2 separate regions of the Homo sapiens genome follow, and region 2 is linked to region 1. A link is a contact called in ENCODE Hi-C or POLR2A ChIA-PET data. All regions are on one chromosome and are shown on one strand. The core of a region is the stretch at or near the end of the contact, and the rest is flanking DNA. Distances in the headings are between cores, read along the strand shown.

What was found. A loop is a pair of places that touch in the nucleus more often than their neighbours do. ChIA-PET counts read pairs that join two places held with the same protein, here RNA polymerase II (POLR2A). Pooled maps may share reads with other maps.
Region 2: a pooled map shows a loop between it and region 1 (2.1-fold over the local background). The contact joins the promoter of TRAF6 here to the enhancer-like site in region 1. A Hi-C loop is called at or near these places in 1 of 168 maps with a recorded cell type or tissue (ascending aorta) and 3 of 50 pooled maps. POLR2A ChIA-PET finds 5 or more read pairs at or near these places in 3 of 52 experiments (BJ, OCI-LY7 and naive thymus-derived CD4-positive, alpha-beta T cell).

The regions. Positions count from the first base shown.
Region 1 is chr11:36,447,414-36,453,235 of GRCh38, forward strand. PRR5L (proline rich 5 like) reads left to right here. Exons shown (of 9, transcript NM_001160167.2): 8 at 3,796-3,922. Among named protein-coding and RNA genes, the nearest start is that of TRAF6, 60 kb to the right of the region's middle. Within about 2 kb of position 2,703, at least 2 of the 41 ENCODE cell types and tissues checked have a DNase peak (open chromatin) inside an H3K27ac peak, as active enhancers do.
Region 2 is chr11:36,507,344-36,513,165 of GRCh38, forward strand. TRAF6 (TNF receptor associated factor 6) reads right to left here and starts at 2,929. Exons shown (of 7, transcript NM_004620.4): 1 at 2,705-2,929. It also overlaps a transcript of RAG1 not described here. RefSeq lists an enhancer at 2,748-2,797.

The DNA.
Region 1 (5,822 bases), core at 1,453-3,952:
AGATCAAGCAGTATAAACATGGCCTTGGCAAACTCATTCCTATGGGTGGGGGCACACAATTCTCGACGAGTAGGGTTTTTGGCTAGGGACACCCCCAAGAGGTGACTACTATGCCTCTTCACCTCTGTAACAAGTTCAGATGCTGCAGCATTAGCTCTGAGCCCTTCCTCAGGGAAGATGGCTTCATCCTTGATCAGGCTAGTGATGACCCCTTGCTGCCCTCACAGCAGTGATGGAATGTCAGGCATTGGGGCCCCAATCCTTCCCCCACATCCCCCAGCTGGTGCTCTCTTTCAGTCCTTGAAGCTGGGCCATCCTTCTGGGCATTCTCCCCCTTTCCTGTAATTAGAGAGGAGGAAGAGTTGCCTAATAGGATGAGGGTGGGTGTAATTGGCCGGAATGCCAGGTCAAGTATTTTTATGGAAGAGATGGAGAAGGAGGGGGATAGAAAAATGCATGTGGGGCTCGGGTCTGAGAAGCCTTAATTAGAGCATGCTTCCTGAATAAGGAGTCTTGAAAATGAGCCCTTTGGGATTCTGATAGGAAAATTCGGAAAGTTGGGCTCCCATCTTCCCATATCAGTTTATAATAGTTTAGGGCTGAGAAGCGATTCCTTTGTGTTTTGGGCGGTGGCGGTTTGTTTGGTTTTGTGGGAAGGAGAATTGATCCAGTCCTGCAGGTGAAGACTCTCACCTGTTGCTGCTGGAACAGGAGGGCCTGTGTCTATCACATTCCAACATTCCGGGCCCTGTGCCAGGTAGCCCTGCAGCCATATGAGAAAGCTGTCATCATACCCCTGAGTCCCCAAAGACAGGTGAGACTGCTTGCCCAGGAGAATCTACCCTCATGCGCTCTGGTCCCCACCCCCATTTGCTCTCCATGGGACGGCCTCAAACTCTTCAGTGGTTTCCAATCGATCTTAGAAAAACAGCCCAAGTCTGTACCCTGGCCTTCAGCATCTCCCACCCTTCCATCCCTGCCTGGAACCTGACTTACTCACTTTTCTGGTCTTCTTGGCTTCTCCTGGCTGCCGTGGGATCTTTGTGATCACCATTCCTCCTGCTCAGAACACTTTGTCTTCTGGGGTCCTCAAGCCCCTGTCTAATCAAGGCAGGTCAATGTTTTCTCCTTGCCCTTGTGCCCTCAGCACCCAGCATAGTCTTTGGCACATAATAGGTATTAATTAAACACTGTCCAGGGAATATAGCACCAGCTAGTAGAAGGTTGAGCAGGACTGATGCTGGGTCCCTGACCTCACACCCATGTTGGTGACCGTCATGTAGGGCTTCTTCTCTTGGCAGAGGGAAGTACAGTCAAAGAAGCTCTGGGATCATGGCGAATTTCCAGAAAGTCAGGCAAGGAAATGGTTCCTCCTGTGTCTATACCATTATTTTTCCCATCTCACAGCTGAGATGGAGGTTCAGAGAAGGTGGCGACTTTTCTCAAGGTCTTGTACTCATTTATTAAGAGAGCTGGATTGCTCCCCATCCCTTAGCCCTTATCTTCCTACCTCCACTTAGCCTTTCTAGGCAACTACTGCCTCCCTTCTGCAGTCTCCCAGGGTACTTGGAAACGCCCCACAGGCATCCTACAGACCATTAAAGATCGTCCCTCTCTCCTGCAGGGCATCTGGCATCACTTCCCCTGAGGGCTTCCTGGGAATGTTGCCTTTGGCCCATGTTCTTCCTTGCCAGGAGCTCTAGAGCCTGGGGCTGGGGATGTGACTGTGAAGAACCCGGATCTTTCCCCGGCCCAAGTCCATCTTGAGCAGCAAGGGCGATGGCCTCTGGATCTGAATGGAACTTCCAGGTGGCACTGCCCTGGGGCCATATCTGCTACAGGAAATTTGGGCCTCCGTACTTAGAATTGTCCATTCTCTCCCTAGACATGCACTTTCCACAGTGCCATGAGACCTGGGGCTGATATTTTTCAAAACTACCTGACCCTACTACAGAGAAAAGAGCTCTTTCTTAGGCCTTCAGCTCCGTCTTTTCTGTCGCTCTTCCACAATGTCCCTGACCCAACTCCACCCTTCCCAAGTTGTACAAATACTCCTACAGTGGGCCATGTGCTCTGCCTTCAAACTGCCCCAGTGAGAGGCAGAATCGGAGATATTGACCACTGTGAAGATCTGTTTCCTCCCAGCTGATGCAGACAGGTCCTGAGACCACCGGAATGGTGCATTCTCAGGGGCCCCAGCCAGGCAGGGTGTGCAGCCTGTACTCAGAGGACCCTGAGCTTGGTTTTATTTTCTCCCATCAGCATTTGACACTCTTAATGATTTTTGAACACGAGGCCCTGCATTTTCATTTTACGCTGGACCACACAAATTCCATAGCTGTTTGGCAGCCAAGCCAAGGGCTGAGGACAGCACCTTCCTAGAGGGCTGTGCACAAGCCAAGTTCTCAGCAGCAACTTTTCTGAGAGAAAACCATCTAGCTCCAAATCACGTGTTCATTATCCATTTTCTTCCCACCTTTTGCCACTTCTCCTTTTTCTGTGGTCCCTCCCTGTTTAGCAGGTATGGAAGGTTTGGGGGAGAAGCCACTCATTTTCTCTGCATCTCTTCTGGCCCTGTTTCTACCTCCAAATCTGCACCATAGCCCCATCCTCAGCTTCCTTGTATTTCCTGAAGCTGTGTCCTCTCTCCCCCAGCCCCTGGCCGCACCCATCTCAGTGTAATGGTACCATAAAGGGGCCAAGGAAGAGCCTGTTTCCTTGGCAGCTTACATCTCCCCCTGGGATTGCCAACATGCAGGAGTCAGCCCTTCCTGCCTCATTACCTGAACAGCTTCCCCTTCAATCCCTGAAACACTGCACTGGAGTGGAGTCTACTTTGAAAGTGAAAGTGATTTAGAGTCTACTCCATTTCGAGAATTTGCATGTTAACCCCTTGGGCTGGGCACAGCCCCATGGAGATTTGTTTCTTTCCTGGCCAGTCCCCTCTCCTGCCAGGTGGTCTTTGCTTCTTTGCAGCCCCTCAACATGACAGCATGTTTGAGTCCTTTCCAGCAAGAAGCTGAACTCCCCAGGAGTCTGCCAGTTTTCTAGAAAACATTGGTTACTGGCTCCTTTCTGGTTTTGACCATTCTTTACTCAGGGCTTAGCTCTGAGGACTCCTGTCATGCCGGGGTTTTTAATTGGCTCTTCATCTTGGCGCTAAAACTATTCCTGGCTCAAAAAGAATTATCCCTTTCTCTTATAGCCCTGAACTTTTCCATATTCTTTCCTCTCTTCTTTTCTAGCCTGTTAGCAAGTGGCAGAAGAGGGGATCAGAGCCAGATAGCCTGGGTTCCAGTTCAGGGTTTTTGCCATTTACTGGCTGTGTTTTTCTGCTCAAGGTATTTAAGCTCTCTGGGTCTTTAGTTCTTCATCCACAGAAGGGGGATAATAAGAGCACCTTCCTCTTTGCATTGTCAGGAGACCTCCGTGCATTAATATATGTTAAATGTCTCTGTGCTGTTTATGAACCAGTCACGATGACAGTATGGGTAGGATTATTGTCTTTGAGACCAGCCAGATCTCAGCCTTGGAGGTGGGACACCCACACTGCATTGGTGGCCCAGTGGGAGAGGCTGCTGTGGTACTAACCATGCACAGTTCTAATTGCAGTGACCCATGACAAGTGACTAAGGCTTCAGGCCTCAGTTTCCTTCATCCTAACTGCAAGGATGCTGCCTGCCAGCAACACAGCCTTGTACATTGGAGGAGGACAATCAGGATTTGTTGAGTGAGAACCTGCTGGTCATGGCAATGAACACTGACCTTTGTGTATCTTGGCTGTTCATTTTCCAGAGTGTTCACGAGCCCACAGGCCCAAGTGAGAGTTATTTGCAACTGGAGGAGCTGGTGAAGCAAGTGGTTTCTCCTTTCCTCGGCATCAGCGGGGACCGTAGCTTCTCAGGCCCCACGTACACGCTGGGTAAGGAGTGCAGCTCTCAAGTTGTCAAGAGGCCCAGTGATCATGATACCAGCACTGTTTAACTGAGCACTGTTTAACTGAGCACTGATACCAGCACTGTTTAACTGAGCACAGCCTTTTGCTTCCTGTGCGGGTCAGTGCAAATCCGTGCATCTTAAGCACTCACATTCCTGGCCTCTGGAGGTTGCAGTAACCTTCTCCCCCTTGATGATTCCTCCCCAAGGACCGATACTGTGCCTTTGCGGTGGTGCTTGTCTGATCCACATCTTTGATCAGTGGCTTTGATCATTTTGGTGCGCCTAGGACATTAATCTTTCTGTATCTGACACCAGAAACTGTGCTTTGTTACACCCTCCCTCTGGTTGAGTAGAGAAACCTCCTGAGATAGATTTCCCTTTGAAACCAACTGGAAATGTCAGGCCAACTTGTATGCATGGCCAGATGTTATCGAGTTGCTGTCTCCCACTCCATTTCTGTAGGTACCACCACATGGCAAGGAAAGGGGCTCTTGCATTTGGGGACAAATCCTGTTGGGGCCTTTTTTTGATGGCTGTAAACCTAGCATCAGTGAGTGTCAGGCTCTGTACCAGGCACCATGGAAAATCTGGAGATGAATCAGATCTGTTCCTTCTCTCAGTGACACTGCAGTCTAGATGGGTTCAGTACAAATATCTCTATAATACAAAATAGCTCTCAGACCAGTCTTTGTAGAAATAGCTGTATGATAAGGCTTCCAATAATTATAATAATAAAAAACCCAGTTATTGTCTGAAATATAAACGCTCAAAATGCAGAAATGTTTTATTCATTGTTCTGTCCCCAGGAATGGTGCCTGGCGTATAGTAGGCACTCAAAAAATGTTAGATGATGGCAGCAACGGTACTTCAGGGCCAGGGGAGCCAGCACCCATGGAGAGATGCAGAGGCAGAAATGGATTACTCAAATTGGGAACCTGATGCCCCCTCTTCTCACTTTAATGGAGTTGTAATAGTTGAGCTTCAAAGAAAGGAGCGTCCTCCAGTGAGGTTCCTGCCCCTTCCTGGGCCTCTCTACCACAGCAAGAGCCAGGGCCAGCTGGCAGTTTTCACCACCCTGCTCATGTTTTTCTGGAGACACCAGCTTAACCACAGCCACCACAGATCGGAGGGTGCTGGCCCCAGCCTGCTGCCTGCTGGTTCTTCTCCTTCCTCCCTCCCTTCCTCACTCATTCCTCCCAGGAGCTGGAATGGGCCAGAGTTTCAATGACACTGAAGGAAAACAGTCTTCTGCAGCCCCACTCTGAGCTGGGGTGCCATGTTGCTGCGGTCTCCCTGGAGTCCACCTTCCTGCTGGCTCAGCTCACTGAATTTTGGGGGACTGGGGCATCCAGGGAGCTGTCAGGACGTCAGCAGGTTAGCTGGGCCATGGCAGGAACGCTACCATTGTTTGGGCCTAATGCCAGTGTAGAGGAAGAAAAACAGTTTTTCTTCCAACTCTCCTAAGCTCTTAGTTGGAACAGAACCCTGTAACACATTAACAGGAGAAAAACAAACAGCAGCTTATTAAAACTGTATGTTTCATACATACATGGGTCACACCCAGGGAGTCAGTAGTTCTTAAATACATGGCTTTGAATTCCAGCTTATATAGCATCTTCAACAACAAAAAATAAATTTCTAGAGAAGTGATAAGGCAAAGAAAAACAACTTTGAGTCTTCAGGGGTGGCAGCTTGTGGCAAGGGAAATAGATGGCAGATAAGGGCTGGTTAGTGAGGCTTGTTCATGTAGGTTTCTCTGTTGGCATTGCTGGCTGATAAGGGTCTAAAATTGTCTTCAGTGGTTAACCTTTGCTCTCCCTGGTAGAAGTGGGATGGGATACCGTTTGTCTTTATACATCTATATCCTGCCTTTAAGCAAATAG
Region 2 (5,822 bases), core at 1,679-4,178, 60 kb after region 1:
TATATATACATGTATTATACATACATAAATGTATATATGTATATATACATGTATTATACATACATAAATGTATATATGTATATATACATGTATTATACATACATAAATGTATATATATATACATGTATTATACATACATAAATGTATATATGTATATATACGTGTATACATGCATATATACATGTATATATGTATATATACGTGTATACACGTATATATACATGTATATGTATACATACACGCGCGTGTATATATGTATACATACACGCGCGTGTATATATGTATACATACACGCGCGTGTATATATGTATACATACACACGCGCGTGTATATATGTATACATACACGAGCGTGTATATATGTATACATACACGCGCGTGTATATATGTATATATACACATACATACATGTATTATACATATAAACATATACAAATATATGTATATATTATATATGTGTATATATACACATATATACATGTATTTTATATATGTGTATATATATACATATATATACACACACTTTTTTTTTTGTCAGGGTCCTGCTCTATTGCCCAGGCTGGAGTGCAGTGGCACGATCATGGCTCATTGCAGCCTCCACCTCTTGGGCTCAAGTGATCCTCCCACCTCAGTCTCCCAAGTAGCTGGGACTACAGGTGTGTGCCACCAAGCCTGGTTAATTTTTGTATTTTTTTGTAGAGACAGGATTTTGCCATATTGCCCAGGCTGGTCTCAAGCTATCCTCCCACCTCAGCCTCCCGAAGTGCTGGGATTACAGGCATGAGCCATTATGCCAGGCCTAAAATAAAAATTTCTTACAGCCTCTATTCTAGTATACTTACGTGGCTTTCTACAGGAATTAATGAAGGGATGGAACAAAGTATAAATTGTTCCTTAACTTGTATGTTAAGAGTGTCCTGACTGTAATCCCCTTTTGCAGTTGCGAAATCTAGTATGATAAGCACTACCTTAAAGATTGTGGAACGTTAACTACTGCTAACTTATTTCAGCCGTAAAATGAGTAGTATTGAAAGCAGCCTTGTCATAAATCAAGACTTAAATTCACGAATTAGTATCTGGGTGTACATTATAATCAAAAGAGAATACTGTAACATGTCTTGGGGGAGGGGGAAGTAGGATAATCCACAAAAAGTTTGTCCTCCAAGGCAGATGCTAAGGAGGTATGTGCCAAGTTAAAAGAAGTCAACAAGTTATGTCTTAAATGAGTCAATTTTAAGTCAACTGAAATTCATACGAGTAAACATGTAACTTATTGAAGTAAAACCATGTAAAGAAAATATGAGAAATTATCTTTAATGTGCTACTAGCTTTAGAAACAGAAACTGTTTACCAGCTTCTTAAATTTCTAAAGTGTGAAGACCTACAAATGTACTCCAATGGCCAAGAGATGCTGCAAAATACTCAACTGTTGTGCCTTAACTTTGAATCCAAATTCAAGGGGCATTCCCCTTCCTGGGCACTATTTACTCTGCTCCAGGAGGCAAGGATTTGAACTTCTCTCCAAATCTAAGTGTCCAAAAGTTTACCGGCATCACATGCCCAAATTTATCACAGAGAAGAGCTCATGTTACAATTCTGAAATATTGTGGTGCATGCAGGCTGAAACTCTGATGTGATCCTGTACCCACCACATGCCGGACTCCTTCCTAGAGTCACAAAAGAGGCCACATTGTTCCTGCCTATACACTCAACCTCAAAATTTGAAAAGCCCCTCTCCCTTCCCTAGTAATCAAAGGAGAATGAATGAAATGATAGCGGCCAAGTTCACAAGGCCAACACAGAATTTCTTTACCAGTTTTTCTCGTTTCTACATGGAACCTGTGTAACAAGACATTCAGTAATAGTAATCTGCTCTCAGAGAAAGAAACAATTAAATACCATACAGCGAAGCTGCTAATACTTTATTTAGGTGCTTTCTGTTCACATTCAAGACAGTCCTAACTCAGCTGGAGTTCCCCTTAAGCCAAATACTAGGAACAGCTTTATCAACCCGGCGTCTGGAACAATCGCTCGAACTACCGAGTTTAGGGGCGGGGGAGAAAACATTCGTGTCATCTGAGCCTTTTTTTTTTTTTAAACTCGCTGCCTGAGACTTCTATAGAGTTCAACAGGGAATCCAAAAATAGCTTTCCCATGACAGTGACAGCCGGAGTCGCCAGGAACGTAAAGGATTTTTTAAAAATTTAAGCAGGTGTTTGCTCCAAGGAGCGGACAACTGCAGGAGGCAATTTCCTTATCTGGGAAGGGGAAAAAGCGGAGTTGAGGGGAGCGAGGTTGAGTAAGGCGACGCGGGGTTTTTTAGGGGGTGGAATGAGCGAGGAAGAGGAGGCCTGGGGAGCAGAGGTCAGGGGACAGGGAACGGTGTCCCCGACCTGTGGGAAGCGTGGGGACAGAGGCTGCGTCCCGACCTGCAGGAAGCGAGGGGCAGGGAACGGTGTCCTCGACCAGCGGGAAGCGAGAGGACAGGGGCGGCGTCCCCGACCCGTGGGAAGCAAGCGGGTAGGGGCGGCGTCCCTGACCTGTGAAAAGCGAAGGGACAGGGGAGGCGTCCCCGACTGGTGGGAAGCGAGGGGACAGGGACTGCGTCCCCGACCTGCCGAGAGCGAAGGGGCGGGGGGCGGCGTCCCTGACCGCTGGGAAGCGAGGCGGCGGCCGCCAGGAGGAGGCGCCTGAAGGAGACTCACCGTTCTAGTGCGCGGGGAGGCCGAACCAGGAGGGCAGGGCTCCCCCACCAACCGCACGACTCCGCTCAGCCAAGGCGCTGGTAGAGGACGGACACAGACACTGCGCGCCGAGACGAGGCTGCTTGGACGGCAAACTCTGGATCCAGTGGGAGCCTTCGCCACCTTCGCTGGCCGCCCGCAGGCCAAGCCCCAGCTGCGGACGCCACTGCTTCCGCCTTCTCTGCTGGCTGCGGGGAGCGAGGGGCAGGGAGCGCGCCGGGGAGGAGACAGAGCGGCCGAGTTCGGAGAGAGTGCCCCCTGGCGGTGATCCTCCAGGCGGACTGTGGCGCGGGCCGGGCGGCGCCCCCAGCCCCGCAGCCTGGCTTTCTTCCTGCTCGGGTGTCCCACCTGGGAATTCGTTGCACCGCACAGCCGAACCCGAGTGTGTCAATGGGTGTGTGTTGGAATGAGGATGGCGACGAGAAGATCCCTCCCGGAATAACTTAATTTGGTGAGCAGTGGCGACAGTAGTAATCCCAAACTGCGCTTTTATAGCACCCCTCTCCAAGCAGGAGAAAACCCCAGCTGGGCTAGATCGCTTGACCTTCAGGAATTCTTAAACCCCTCCCCAGCTCCACCCTCCTTGCCCAGGAAGTTTCTGCGATCCATAGAACCCTCTATTATTACCTGCTCTTCCCCTTCATCCGGTCCAAGGGAGTCAGCCCTTGCCTTAAATATTTCTTTGAATTTCCTGCCAAGAACACCAGCGCTTTGTCTTTCTCTGTCATGGGAAAACTATTTTAAATTCCCTGTTTAACTGGTCATAAACGTCTAGAGAATGTACCACGCGTTTTGCTGGAGAAGCACAAAAGAGTTTCATCCACCTCTGCATATTTGGTTCATCGTCCACCTCTTAGGGGAGGTTTTCCAGGATAGTAGTCATGCGTATGTATCCTGAAGCCAGAATGCTTGGTTCCAATCCGGTTTTTCCTACAATAAATGTGTGATTCAGGTAAAATACTTAATCTGTACTTGTTTCAGTTTTCTCATCTCGTATTAACATGGGGATAATAATAGTATCTACCTCACAGGGTTGTTGGAAGGATGAGATAAAATATGTAAAGAAATTATTTAAAACTATCTGGCCAGGCACAAATAGGCTCATGCCTATAATCCCAGTACTTTGGGAGGCTAAGGCAGGAGGATCACTTGAGGCCAGGAATTTGAGACCAGCCTGGGCAACATAGTGAGACCCCATCTTTACACAAAATTTAAAAATTACCTGGGTGTGGTGGTGCATATCTGTAGTCTCGGCTACTCTGGAGGCTGAGGTGGGAGGATGGCTTGAGCCCTGGCAGTCAAGGCTACAGTAAGCCATGATTGCACCACTGCATTCCAGCCTGGGTGACAGAGTGAGACCCTGTCTCAAGGAACAAACGAACAAACAAATAAACCCAAAACTAGGACATAGTATGGGCTCAATAAATGTTACCAATACTATATGTCCTACTTTCTGGCTGCCAATATTCATTAAAAATGCTTCTCTTTTTAAGAAGAATTTATCACTGGTTCTCAGGTTCTGTCAACCCCCTTTTAAAAGATTGTATTTTGAAACACTTAAGACATAAAAAGAGCACAAACATCTGTGTGCTCACCACCCAGCTTTAAAAAATAAAACATTGCCAGCCTTTGTGTATCCCTCCCTAGAAGCTCCTCTTAAAAATTAAATCTCTTATGGGATGGAAGAAAAGATCATTATATGAAATTGAGAGCTGGAGAAAAGGAAGAGCAAGAGAATCAGAGTTCCCTCCACTTCTTAGTGTGAGCTCTGGGGCAGGTTACATAACCTCCATGAACTACAATGACCAAAAACTATAAAAAAGGGGATAATGTCTACCTTACCAGGCTTTTGTCAGTATAAAATAATAAAAATCTATTGTGAGAGACTCCAGCACCAGGCTTTCAAAAAGATTAGGTGTTCTGTGTATGTTTCTTTACATTGTTTTCATAAGTGCCCTCAAGGGGCCTTTTCCTACTCCTTCAAATCCAATTTATTCAATATAGGAGAGAGTTTTAGTGCTCATCCATGCCTTGGGCACACAGGAAACTTACAAATACCATTTCCCTTTGCAATCAGGCAGGGCCACGTGACTAGTTCTGGCCTGTGAGCTATGACGAGAAGGATGCATATCATTCCTAGGTCAAAGCGTTTTATTTTCATTGCAAGACTGTTTCCCCTGTGTGCAACCAAGGAGCAAAGGGCAACTACAAGAGGGAAGAGATGTATCACTCAGTTGATGTATGAAGGGCAGTTGCCTTGGAAAGTCAATCCACCTGCATTGGACTTACGAGAGCAGGAAACAAACGCCTGTTATTTTAAGCCATTGAGATATTGGGATTGTCTTTTCTGCTGCATAGCTAAGCCTACTTTATGCACAGTTCTTTCTTGAATTCTTTCCTGATACTCGAAATAAGAAAGCCAAAGTTCTACTCCTGCTTCTGACTCTCATTGAAATTGGGACCTGGTCAGATGTCCTTATCTATAGAGTTGTAATGAAATCTATCCTGTCTTCTTTTCAGAGCTGTTATGAGTTCAAATGAGGTCATATGGAAAGATACCTTGCAAACTAGGAAGTCCTACGCAGATGGAAATAATTGAATATTCCTATTAGTAAAGTTACCTATATATAGCAACCACAATGATCAGGTTTCCTGAAAAGCTGCTATTAGATTGGTGCAAAAATAATTGTGGTCTTTGCCTTTACTTTTAATGGAAAAAATGCCAATTACTTTTGTACCAACCTAATAATTTAAAATATTTTGTCCAGTTGTCCTTATAAGTAAATCAAACATGAATAAAGATATAGTCTCCATATCTTCTATAGTTTCAATGCGTCCCCTAAATTTCATGCGTTGGAAACTTGATCCCCAATGTGGTGGTTTTGGGAGGTGGGACCTAATGAGAGGCATTTGGGTCGTGGAAGGACACTCTTCATGAATGGATCAATGCCATTATCATGCGAGTGAATTCGTTATTCTGGGAGTAGGTTCCTTATAAAGGGACAAGTTTGGTTCAGCCCCGTCTTTCTCTCCATCTCTTTCTCTCTTGCCTTCACTTTGCCCTCCAACATAGGATGAC